Regions from separate parts of the Mus musculus genome. Here region 1 is linked to region 2. Evidence: chromatin contacts called from ENCODE Hi-C or POLR2A ChIA-PET data. All regions are on one chromosome and are shown on one strand. Each heading gives the region's core, a stretch centred on a gene start or an enhancer-like site at or near the end of the contact. The rest is flanking DNA. Distances are from core to core; before and after follow the strand shown. Region 1 holds the start of Rpl10a (ribosomal protein L10A). Region 2 holds the start of Tcp11 (t-complex protein 11).

Region 1 (3,505 bases), core at 118-2,617, 250 kb before region 2:
CTATCTATAAAAGCAGGCATGACAACTGCCTAGCTCACAGTGGATAACTATTCCCAAAATGTATGCGGAGACAGGGGCTACCATGGAGGCTAACACGTGGGAGACACTTGTGACCCCTCCCTCGATAGGTTGTTAACTGAAAAGACTTGAAACCCAAACCAATAGCTGGCTATGAGTCAACTGCACACACTGGCGAGAGGGGAGTATCAGACCAGCCTGTGGGGCATTTTCTAACTGGTTGTGAAGCCCAATGTGTGCTGCCACTCCTGGGCAGGGGGTCATGGGTTGTGTTCAGCCCTAGTGAGCCCCACCTACCCAGCTTCTTGACCAACTTCTTGTTTTTGTTAAGCTTCTTGAGCGCCTCGATGTCCATGTGGGGGATATCCACGGCCTTGGCTTCATCACAGTGCTGCTGGTCCCCCAGAACGCACACCGAGAACTTGGGGCGTGGGGTGGACTTGAGCCTGCGTTTGGGAGGGGAGAAAACAGAACAGGTCATGGTCGGCGCTGGCCATCCCGCTAGATCTGAACGCATGGCAGGGAGCGGCAAGCCTTACCCGGAGCTCTGGGCAACACTAGCCTGGCTTCTCAGGCTAGGCGGCGGGCTCGGCCGAGGCCTCCCCACGCCTCCCCTCTTGTTTTAAGACCCAGGGTGGGGGTCCGTCCAGCCTGCCTGCCTGCAGCAGGGCTCCTGAACTACCCTGGCACGTCAGTGTCCCCGTGCCCGCCTAGGGCGCGGCCAGGCCACACGGGAACACTGAGGGCTGGGTGGGGTTAGAGCGGTGCCAACCTGACGGTGCCCGAGAAACGTTTGTCCTTCTGAGGGTCGTAGTTCTTCAGGCTGATCTGCAGCTCCACCGTCTCCAGAAACCTGAGCGAGAGGGGAGCTGTGAGCCAGGGTCGCCATGGCCGGGGATGCTCGCCCTGCCCCGGGAGGGAGGCCCGCGCTCACTTGCGGCGCTTGCGCTGGTTCCCGTGCAGGACTTCCCGCACCGCCTCGTACAGGGTGTCGCGTGAGACTTTGCTGCTGTTGGGGAGAAGCGAAGGCGTTCGGGGCCGGCCATGCTGCACCCCGGGCCCGATGACAGGCCCACGGCACGCTGGGGAAAGGCTCGCGACGCGGGGCAGTCGCCGGGAGAGCCTCCGAGACGGGCCGCGGGGCGTCCGCGGGCGTGTGGGTGCACGGATGGCGGCGGATAGCGCCACGATAACAACTTACCTCATGGCTGCGGCTGCCGCGGAAACCGGAAAGAAGGCAGAGCGCTTTGCGCATGCGCTCAAATAGAGCCCGCGTTCTCGCGAGAGTTGCCCGTTACGGGCACGTTCCGCGCTCAGCCAAGCCGGAGAGGCGCTGCAGTTTGCGGCCGCTGGGGGGGCGCCACCACGCGGCTGCACCGTGAGAACCGCTCTAGGAGCAGCAGGCAGTCCTGCATTGGGACAAGGGCTGAAGCCGGGCCCTGGGATTGGATTTCTCCCTGCTTTCTATCTTCTGCCTGCCCCATGACTTCCAGTCCCCGGCAGAACCGGTCTCCGTCATCGCCTAATTTGGTGATGAGCCCCGCAGAGCCACTGGGCAGCCGCCCCCTCTAGCCGTGCATTGTGCAATGGTCCGGCCACCGCATGTGGGCAGAGGCATGGATGACAGGAATAGCTTGAGGAAATGACCCTTGCTGAGATCTGCAGAACGGGAAAGCGCCTTGTGACTAGATTAGGATCAGATGTGCCTGGCTTAAGCCTAAGCCTCCACCTGGGAGGAGGCGCCCACCAGTCTATCCTGGCCATCTGTATAAACCGCCCCTGATTCAGCCTCCGGGCAAGGTGGACTTTGGACAAATGCCCCTGTCCTGTCTCAATTAGTTGGCATTTCAAACAAAGTCGTTCTTGTTACTTGACCCCGGTCTTCGCAGTTAATAGAGAGGCGCCGGGTCAAGGAGCGTTTGCAGGGAGCCTCCAGATCTGGAGTGACTCATTTGGAGGCATGTCACCCTCTCTGGGAACAAATCACAGATGTAGCCAGCACCCACCATTTCCAGGGAGCAGACCTACGAATAGCTCATCTCGCCTGAGCACACACACAGCAAACAGCAGGCAGGATGAAGCAGGTTCCCACAGGGTCAGAGCAGAGCAGGCAGGTTGAAGCTGCAAGTGCCATCCACACTCTAAAGGCCATCAACATGGTGAGCGGCTGACGTCTGTCTCTTAGACATTGTTCCCCTTGCTTCTGTAGTCAGATTCAGCTTGTTCTCAAAAGCCAGACCTTCTCACTGGACTGACCTCCTTGCCTCCCTGGAACAGGGACTCAGAAGCACCCAGAAACCTCAGTTCCCCACCCACTGCAGGGCTAAGGTAGGAGGATGCTGTCATGAACTTTCTCAGGCTAATTCAGTCACATCAGTTTGGCAAATTTTTGTTTCTTGGCATAGCCCCGACTCTCTTGGAATTCGCTCTGTAAACCAGGCTGGCCTTGAAATTAGAGATCTGCCTGCCTCGATCTCCTGAGTTCCAGGATTAAAGGTGTGTGCCACCGTGCCCAGCTGTGTGCTAAATATTTTTTGAGTGAGGTGCTGTGGAAATACAGATGTCACACAGGTCTGCAGCAGGCACCCTGTGTCTTTTCAGCCCATGGTGGGTTAGACATCCCTCAGATCCCAGTCCAAACCTTTGCTGCAGCTGAAGACAGAGTTCAGAGTTCTAGCAGGCCTAAGACTCCGGCTCAGCATGAAAACAAAAGTTATGGGTCCCAAGCCCACCCTTGCCCTCAGTGTAGTCCTTGACACTCATCAGGCAGCTCTGACAGACCTGCTGTGATGGGAGGGGTGGGGGCAGGTGAGGGAGTAAAGGGGGTTCTGGGAAAGTAGCCTAAGAATACAAGTGCTTGTTTGGAAGTTCTTTGTATCTGACATGCATATGTTTGTACACATTTGTGCTGTGCATGCTTGAGCACTCTGGGTTGCAAACATGCCAACACACACACACACACACACACACACACACACACACACACACACACGGGTCAGAGGTCAACCTCAGGTGCCAGTCCCTGCCTTCCATTTTGTCTCCGGCTAAGCTGGCCCTGTAGCTTTGGGGGACTCTCCTGCCCCCACCTCCAGCCATCTCAGCCACACCCACAAACTTATTTGAGACAGGGTCTCTCTCACATAGCTTAGGCTGGCCTTGAACTCCTGTGCGGTTGAAGATGACCTTGAATTCCTGATTCTCCTGGCTCTGCCTGAGGGCTGGGATGACAGGGCTGAGCCACCAAGCCTGGATGGACTGTCTTCTTTTTATTAAAACTGTTACAAAATTACTCAGTTCAGAAACAAACAAAACAGAGGAGGTCACAACATATACCTGAGCACAAAAGGCTCACACTGAAAGGCCAGCTTTTCTGCCCACCTCCCACTCATCCTCCACAGCCCCTGTATCCTGATGTTGTCAGGAGTGGTACCCAAGGCCTCCTCTCTGCTCCTTGTGGAGTCAATATGGCCCCTGCAGAGCCTGGGGT
Region 2 (3,514 bases), core at 663-3,162:
AGAGCGGCTATTTTACGAGTACAGATAGATTCCTAGGGGAATTCAGACATCTGGGAAGAGCTCTATAGCACTGATTCTTTTATCGGGAGGGCTACTATTTAAAAACAAGCTCAATTTTTTTTCTCTCCTTGACATTAATAGTCCCAAATAGGCCAGGCAGTGGTGGCGAAAGCTTTTAATCCCAGTACGCATGGAGGCAGAGGCAGGCAGATCTCTGGGAGTTTGAGGCCAGCCTGGTCTACAGAGGGAGTTCCAGGATAGCTGGGGCTACACAGAGAAAACATGTCATAAAAAAAAATGTTTTCCCTGCATGTATGTGTATGTGTGTGTACATACACACACACACACACACACACACACACACACACACACCCTTAGGGGCCCCACAAGAGGGCACCAGGTATTTCTAGGCCGCCACTTGGGTGCCATCTTTCCAGACTCCGAGTTTTCATGTGACAGGAAGCTGTGACATCACTGCGTAGCTTCTGTTCACGTCCCCGTTGACCACCTGGAGGGAAATTCCAAGAAGCACACCCCGAAATTCCAAGAAGCACAATGGGGAGGGAGGAAGGAAGCTTAGTATGTGCTGGAGATAGTTTAGGTGGTCGGTGAGAATTGAACCCAGGGATACCAACCAAGCTACAACCTTAAATTCTTTTCAGTAAATCCTACCTTGCAGTATTGGAACTGAACCTGGGCCCTCAAACATGGCCGGCATTTTGTTACTAAGTTGCACCCATTATCTGGCTTTGTTTTGTCTTTAAACTTTAGTTGCTTCGTCTGTCCTGGAACTGTGTAGTCCAAGCAGGCCTTGGCCAGTCTGTCCTCTTGCCTCAGTCTCCCCAGTAGCTAGGGTGACAGGCCTGCACCGTTACTTTCAGGTTTTCCAAAGTCAGGGATTGGCAAGCAAAGCAGCGGCATCAGGCGGTACAGCCATTTCCGGGGGATCGCACGCCCTCTTCTGAACGCCTGGGGTACTGCATGGATGGGATGCATTTGCATAGGTTTTATGATGACTTCAAGTCAGAGTAATTAAGAGGCCAGAAAGAATATGAGGGAAAAACACCCTCTCCATGTTCTCTCCCCAAACCCAAGGCGTGGGTATTTAAAAGACTTTAATCCCTGCAGAGGCAGGAAGATCTGAGTTTGAGGCCAGCCTGGTCTACAGAAGAGTTCCCTGACTGCTGGGGCAGCATAGAGAAACTTTCTTTGTCTTGGGAAAAAAGCAAAAAACACAAGAGAATGTTATATGTAAAACAAGACAATTTTATATGTATGGGTATTTTGCCTGCGTGTATGTAAATATATGTAAATATAGGAAGTATGATCCCGAGGAACTGGAGTGGCAGATGGCCGAGATCCATCATGTTGGTGCTGGGAATCGAACCCTGGTCCTCTGGAAGAAAGCCAGTGGTCCTAACAGCTGAGCCATCTCTCCAGGCCTCACCCTCCATTTTTTTTAAGAATCTGGAAATGGAGCTCAGCCTATGAGGTCCCTTCCATGCCCAGCACTACATGAACCCTTGGTGGTGGCTCACACGGGTGACCCCAGCACTCAGGCAGAGGCTGTAGGGTCAGCAGTTCGAGGCTAGCACCCCTGTGCATGCTCTGCAGGCTACCCCTAAGCCCCAGATCCTGACACTTGGAATCAATAGGGATGACCGTCCTGCCCCAGTCTCGGTCTCACCCAAGGTGGCGGCAGATGGTCGGTGGCGGGTCGCGATGCTGGTGGGGAGGGCTGCCACGCGCCTCGCGCCTCGTTGCCAGGACACCTAAGCTGTTTGTTTGGCAACACCGGGCGTTCCCACTCCTGCTCAGTTCGCAGGGTGGGGATGTGGAGTGTGTGACAGCATCGACGTGGGGCTCAGTGGCTCCACCCAGCCACGCCGCCCCTGCCTCATCCCCCCAAGTGGTTTAGCCCACCCGCACCCCGTGCCGCCCAGCCAGCCAGAGCGGGCGGGCCGGCAGAGAAGGAAGTGAGCTGAGTGGAGAGAGGGAAGGGGAGGGAGAAAGTGGAGGGGGAGGGCGGAGGTGAGCCACGGAGGGGAAGGGATGAAAGAGGGGAAGGGAGAGGGGAAGAGGAGGTGAGGGGAAGAGGCATACTGAGAGGGAGAGACAAGGGGTGGTGAGGGATGGAGAGGGGTAAGGGGAGGGGCGTCCGTCGGGGCTGCGGCCTCAGTTTCTTCCTGCGCCAGCTCTGGTCCCCCCTGGCCCTGACGAGCCCCCAACATTTGTCACCACACAGATACCACCACCACCACCATCACCAGGATGCCAGACGTGAAAGAGAGGGCGGCCCGGAAGGAGCCCGGCGCGGCAGAGAGCGCCTCCCGTGAATCCCGCGGGGGAAACACCCGGGAGAGCGCGAGCAGCGCCCAGGGGCACCGATCGTGTAGGTTCAACCGTCGCCCGAGCACGGCCGCCCTCACCCCAGGGTCCGCGCAGGGGCGCGGGGTAAAGACGGCGCCACGAGGTCCCGTGGGCCACGGAGGACTGCGGACTGGCCCGACCTCCCGGTGTCCCCAGCCCTCCGCCCGAGCGAAGCTCCCCTCGGTCACGCGTGGGGCACCGCTTCCGCCATCCCCGGGAAAGGGCCACCTCGGCGGGACCCCGAGCTCGCACAGGCTAGGTATCTGCTTGAGGCAGGGTCCCCCAAGTGCGGGGACTGCAGGTCCGGACCTCCCTCCCCCTCGTTTCAAATGCTCCCGCACAAGCGTTGCCATGGATTTCCTGTGACGCTGGACAGTTAGTCTCTCCTCTGTGGCCACGCGGGGTCGCTGCTGCTTAACGCTGTGACTTGAGACAAGATCCAGGTGTACCCGGAGGGGTGGGGTGGGGTGGGTTGGGTTCGGGCTGGGGTTGTGTATCCAAATAGGAACCTGGCCTGTGGGGTTCAAGGTCAGGGCGTGCTGGTGCTGCTGGTTTGGAAACAGTTCTTACAATGGCTGTTGCATCCATAGGTACAGTGACTCCTGAGTATACAATCAAATTCCTTTTGTAAAAATTTGGAACTGTGTATAACACGTTGGCTTTGTTGTGTTGCAGTTTTCTTTTTTTAGGGGGGCAATCTGAATTTTTAAGAATTGTAGCCACACTTAAATCTCTACTCTTTAAGCCCTCCTTGTTCCGGAGTGCTCTGGGCGGAACTGGCTGCTTCTTGCAGTTGGAGAGTTTCTTGAGGAGTGGCTGTAGCTTTGAAGGTTTCCTTTCACCTCGGATTTGTTTACGGATCTGATTGTGTCATGCCAGCCATTTCGGCTGGGATAATGAAGGACTGCACAGATGCTGGGAAGAGCAGGGTCCGGTCACCTTTGTTTTTATAAAAAGGTTTATTTTTCTTTGTGTGAGTGGGTGTTTTGTCTACAGGTATGTCTGTGCACCGTGTGTGTTCAGGGCCAGAAGAGATGTCGGGCGCCCTGAAACTGGAGTTACAGATGCTTGTGAGCCAAGGGTAACCCAGCTCTTAGGAAAGGGCAGCAAGTGGCTTAACCACTTGGCCATCTGTCCAGCCTGT

What was found. A loop is a pair of places that touch in the nucleus more often than their neighbours do. ChIA-PET counts read pairs that join two places held with the same protein, here RNA polymerase II (POLR2A).
Region 1: a map of left cerebral cortex shows a loop between it and region 2 (2.3-fold over the local background). The contact joins the promoter of Rpl10a here to the promoter of Tcp11 in region 2. A Hi-C loop is called at or near these places in 1 of 37 maps with a recorded cell type or tissue (left cerebral cortex). POLR2A ChIA-PET finds 5 or more read pairs at or near these places in 1 of 5 experiments (embryonic stem cell).

The regions. Positions count from the first base shown.
Region 1 is chr17:28,326,333-28,329,837 of GRCm38, reverse strand. It overlaps Rpl10a (ribosomal protein L10A), which reads right to left and starts at 1,367. Exons shown (of 6, transcript NM_011287.2): 1 at 1,220-1,367; 2 at 953-1,027; 3 at 791-871; 4 at 316-464. The coding sequence starts at 1,224. Fance (Fanconi anemia, complementation group E) reads right to left here. Exons shown (of 10, transcript NM_001163819.1): 10 at 3,264-3,505.
Region 2 is chr17:28,079,037-28,082,550 of GRCm38, reverse strand. Tcp11 (t-complex protein 11) reads left to right here and starts at 1,912. Exons shown (of 10, transcript NM_001085555.1): 1 at 1,912-1,976; 2 at 2,246-2,392. The coding sequence starts at 2,272.